Regions from separate parts of the Homo sapiens genome. Here region 1 is linked to region 2. Evidence: read pairs that join two places in POLR2A ChIA-PET (ENCODE). Cell type or tissue: PC-9. All regions are shown on one strand.

Region 1 (2,500 bases), 540 kb before region 2:
AAGTGCAGTGGCATGATCTTGGCTCACTGCAACCTCTGCCTCGCAGGTTCAAGTGATTCTCCTACCTCAGCCTCCTGAGTAGCTGGGAATACATGTGAACACCACCATACCCAGCTAATTTTTGTATTTTTAGTAGAGACGGGGTTTCACAGTGTTGGCCAGGCTGGTCTTGCACCCCTGACCTCAGGTGATCCACCCGCCTCGGCCTCCCCACTCATCCAATGTTGGGTTTCTTCAGAGCTATATATATATATATAGGCATGACCAAATATCCTAAAAGACATTGCACTTCATCATTCCATGTCTTTAGACATTTAAGGGCCATGGATGGTGATCTCCTCCACAGACCAAATAAATGCTGGTGCACAACAGGTAAGTGTAGTATAATTTGGGTACATCAGCTTTCGGCATTTAAACCATGCATGGGTCAGACATGTTAGAGCAAGAGGGCAGGTTGGATCCTGATAGCAGGAGGGAGTGTTTTTCTCTTAACTTTCCAATAGCATCATGGTGTTTACCACTGTCATTTCAGAGTGAGACAACAATTTTTTGTTGGTTTTCTTTCTGATCTTTGGTTTTTTTTGCAACCGGGGTCTCACTGTTGCCCAGGCTGGAATGCTGTGGCAACATGACAGCCCAGTACAGTCTTGACCTCTTGACCTTCAGGGCTCAATGAATCATCCTACCTCAGCTTCCCAAGTGCTGGAGTTAGGCACACACCACCACGCCCAGCTTATTTATTTACTTTCTGAGACAGGGTCTCACTCTTTTGCCCAGTCTGGAGTGCAGTGGTGTCATCTGGATTCACTGCAGGCTCGAACTCCTGGGCTCAAGTCATCCTCTCAACTCATACTCCTGAGTAGCTGGGACTACAGTTGGGTGCCACCATGCACCCAACTGTATATTTTTGTATATTTTGTAGAAATTGTTTCACCATTTTGCCCAGGAAGATAGTCTCAAACTCCAGGGCTCAAGTGATCCTCCTGCCTCGATATCCCAAAGTGCTGGGATTACAGGCAGTTATTTTGACAGTACAATTATGATGGGTTAAACTGAGACGTACGGCAGGAAGGTTAGGATGAGTCAGACAGGTTCGATAAACAGGTTTTGCTTGATGTAACCCCGAGTTGCATCGTGAGTTCAATCAGGAGGAATACAGGTGAAATTTGGCACAGGATGTACCAATGGGTCATTATGGTCAAAAGTGGTTGGTGGTTTAAGGTGGCAAACCCAGCACCTTGTCACATTTCCCACAGTGGCAATGGTTTGTGAGATTCTGATCAGAGAATTATCCCTCCCTGATGTAATCAAATTAATTAAGGACAGTAAAACAGAAATCTGATCATAGGCATTTTGCTATGTATGTATGTATATGTATATACATGTACGTGCAATAGGACTAGTGTGTCATATCTTTAGAGAATATACATATAGGGTGATTTTACCAAAACCAATAGGATACGACCCCTACAACTTAAAGGAGCCCTGATGGTGTATGTATTCCAGTCAAGAGAAAAAGAGACTAACTCTTCCAGGTGCAGTGAGCACTGGAATTGTGAACAGCTGGTTATACAGGCCAGTATCTTGGGTGGAAGTGGGCTACAACAGATGTCAGCTACTTGCCATCTTCGTCAGGAAGATGGCAGGTCACCTTTAAGTGAAAACCTCCACTGACAGATGTCCACTCTGGTAGGGTTGCCTTTTAGATATGAGAAACATGAATCTGTGTGTCAATGCCCTTATATTTACTGCCACAGAGATGAGGCAATAATACCTGATGTGAGCCAGGTGCAGTGGCCCACACCTCTGGTCCCAGCTATTTGGGAGACTGAGGCAGGAAGATGGCTTGACCCCAGGAGATAAAGGCTACATTGAGTCATAATTACGCCACTGCATTCCGGCCTGGGCAACAGAGTGAGACCCCATCTCAAAAAAATAAATTAATATTAATAATACCTACGTGGTGCCCTCCAGTGGACTTGGAGGGAGTATTTTATTTGATGTTGTTTCCAGTAAGCGACATCTCCAGTTTATAGGCATAGTTTTTGATATTTTCATCTCCCATCAGCTCATTATGAAAGGCATCCTTTATTAATTTGGAGCTCTTCATAAGAAGTTTTGTGAGACCTTAGAAATAATGGAGAATGTTACCTTTAAGAAGTGCAGTGCAGGTTCATAAGCCCCTTCATCTAACCACTGCATGGGTCTTCCTGTTCTAATTTCAAAGGGAGGGAGTGAAAGTTTTCCAGAAACAGTGGGGGATCTTTGGCCAGAGAAGGTTAAAAACTTCTGTTAGCTTTGCCAATTGAGTTTTTATCTTATCATTATTAAGTTGCACTAGTCCAGAGGATTAGGGGTGATAGGCACAATGGAAATGTTGGGACATAGGTCAAACGTTACAAATGGATCCAACTATCTGACTGATAAGGTGTGTTCCTCAGTTGCTATGGAGATCAGATGGCACTCCCCATGAGGAATGATTTTCTCTAATCACAGTCTA
Region 2 (2,500 bases):
CGGGAGGCTGAAGCAGGAGAATTGCTTGAACCCCGGAGGTGGAGGTTGCAGTGAGCTGAGATCATGCTGCTGCACTCCAGCCTGGGTGACAGGGTGAGACTCTATCTCAAAGCAACAAAGCAAAACCAAAAACATTTCTTGCTTCCCAATCCCCTCAACTTTTTTTTTTTTTTTAGATAGAGTCTCACTCTGTTACCCAGGCTGGAGTACAGTGGTGCTATCATGGCTCACTGTAGCCTCGATCTCCCAGGTTCAAACAATCCTCCCACCTCAGCCTCCCGAGTAGCTGGGACTACAGGGGCATGCAACCACACCCGGCTAACTTAAAAAAGAAAGAAAAGAAAAAAAAACTTGTAGAGACAGGGTTTCACCATGTAGCCTAGGCTGGTCTTGAACTCCTGAGCTCAAGCGATCCACCCGCCTCAGCTTCTCAAAGTGCTGGGATTATAGGTATGAGCCACCATGCCCAGCCAATCCCCTCATCTTTTACCTTACAATCAAATATTTTTTCATTCTCTTTGGAATACTCCATAGCACATTCATATTTCTTACATAGCACTAACACGTAAAGTGCCTTTTCTCTCCTAAATTCCTAGAGAATAGAAACTCTGCCCTTTTTTATCTTTGTATTCTTCCTAGCATCTATTAGAGTACACTTCACAGAATAAATGTATTATTAAATATAAATTGAGGCCAGGTGCAGTGGCTCACGCCTGTAATCCCAGCATTTTGGGAGGCTGAGGCAGGCGGATCACTTGAGCTCACAACTTCGAGACCAGCCTGGGCAACATGGGGAAACCCTGTCTCTACTAAAAATAAAAAAAATTAGCTGTGTGTGATGGTGCACGCCTGTAGTCCCAGCTCCTCGGAAGGCTGAGGTGGGAGGATGGCTTGAATTGCCATGTCAAAAAAAAAAAAAAAAAAAAAATATATATATATATATATATATACACACACACACACACACACACACACACAGACACACACATACATATAGAGATAGATTGATTGAATTGATAGATTGGGTTATGTCTCTGGATAGAATATACCAGTAATTCAGATCCTAGTATTATTTCTTATTACTATTAGACTTGACACCTCAACCTCAGTTTCTTATGCTAAACTGTATCATATTTGTCCCTCCTCAAAGCCTGTGGCCCAAATATGTATCAGAGCAGGGACGGTAAGGAGGCGAGAGGTGGTGGTTTGTTTTTCTGTGAGAAGAAAATTGGACTGCGTTGGTGTTTATAAGTATGAGGGAGATGGGACATTGTGTGCTCAACCCAACTTCCCCTTTTCTGAGAAATTATTTCTTACACAATTCAGAAATACAGTTGACTCAGCTCTGCCACCTAGTGGGCAGTTTAATATACTGTCAAAATTCTTAGTCCAAGAATTGTCTCAAACAAATAAAAGCTTTTCTGAGAGCCAAAACAGCCCAGATCACTCCCCTGAGTGGCAAAGATGATTTTTGATTATGAGAAGGAACAAATGAAGGAAATGTGGTGTTCATGACTGAGGGAAAGAAATTCTACATTAAAACAAGTTTCTATTTTTTTATCCAGACTGACAATTAATAATACTTTCTTTTCTAAGAAAAAATTTTAAAACATTTATTTATTTTTCTAGATCCATCAATGCCTTTTGAAAAAATGAATTAATTTTTTTAAGAGATGGGCCTCTCTCTTGCCCAGGCTGGAGTGCTGTCGTGCGATCAGTTCACTGCAGTCTCTGACTCTTGGGCTCAAGCAACCCTCGGCCTCAGCCTCCTGAGGAACTGGGACTACCACCATGCCTAGTTAATTTTAAGTTTTTTGTAGATATGGGGGTCTTGCTATGTTGCCCAGTCTGGTCTCTAACTCTTGGGCTCTAGTGATCCTCCTACCTCGACCTTCCAAAGTGTTGGGATGACAGGCATGAGCCACTGTGCCAGATCAGTACTTTCTTTTTTTTGAGATGGAGTTTTGCTCTTGTCGTCCAGGCTGGAGTGCAATGGGGCGATCTCGGCTCACCGCAACCTCCACCTCCCAGGTTCAAGCGATTCTCCTGCCTCAGCCTCCCAAGTAGCTGGGATTACAGGCATGCGCCGCCACGCCTGGCTTATTTTGTATTTTTAGTAGAGACAGGGTTTCTCCATGTTGGTCAGGCTGGTCTTGAACTCCTGACCTCGGGTGATCTGCCCACCTTGGCCTCCCAAAGTGCTGGGATTACAGGTGTGAGCCACCATGCCCGGCCAGTACTTTCTTTGTTAATTATATTTTGTCATCTATATATCTATATATATGCATTATAACGCAGTTGCACAAACATTTGATTCTCACCAGGTAAGCAGGAAGACATTTTGCAGAAGAGAATATTGTGATTCAGAGAACTCAAATGACTTGCCTATGATCACACAGCTAGGACAAAATTCCTAGTGAGTCCCTGAGCCTTAAAAAAAAGATTTTTTTTAAGTCCAAGATTGTCCAAGTGTGGTGGCTCACACCTGTAATTCCAGCAC

What was found. Peaks named below come from ENCODE experiments on the same cell type or tissue, not always from the same donor. Only the 100,000 strongest peaks of a DNase experiment are listed, where the experiment ranks them.
Region 1: POLR2A ChIA-PET joins it to region 2 with 5 read pairs; 1 of 35 experiments calls an interaction of 5 or more read pairs at or near these places.

Annotation. Positions count from the first base shown.
Region 1 is chr1:145,470,498-145,472,997 of GRCh38, forward strand. No RefSeq gene overlaps it. Among named protein-coding and RNA genes, the nearest start is that of TRN-GTT9-1, 3.7 kb to the right of the region's middle. In PC-9, no CTCF peak of the experiment used is centred here; a DNase peak (open chromatin) is centred at 1,043.
Region 2 is chr1:146,006,095-146,008,594 of GRCh38, forward strand. No RefSeq gene overlaps it. Among named protein-coding and RNA genes, the nearest start is that of TXNIP, 11 kb to the left of the region's middle. In PC-9, CTCF peaks have their summits at 1,374 (motif pointing left) and 1,575; a DNase peak (open chromatin) is centred at 1,337.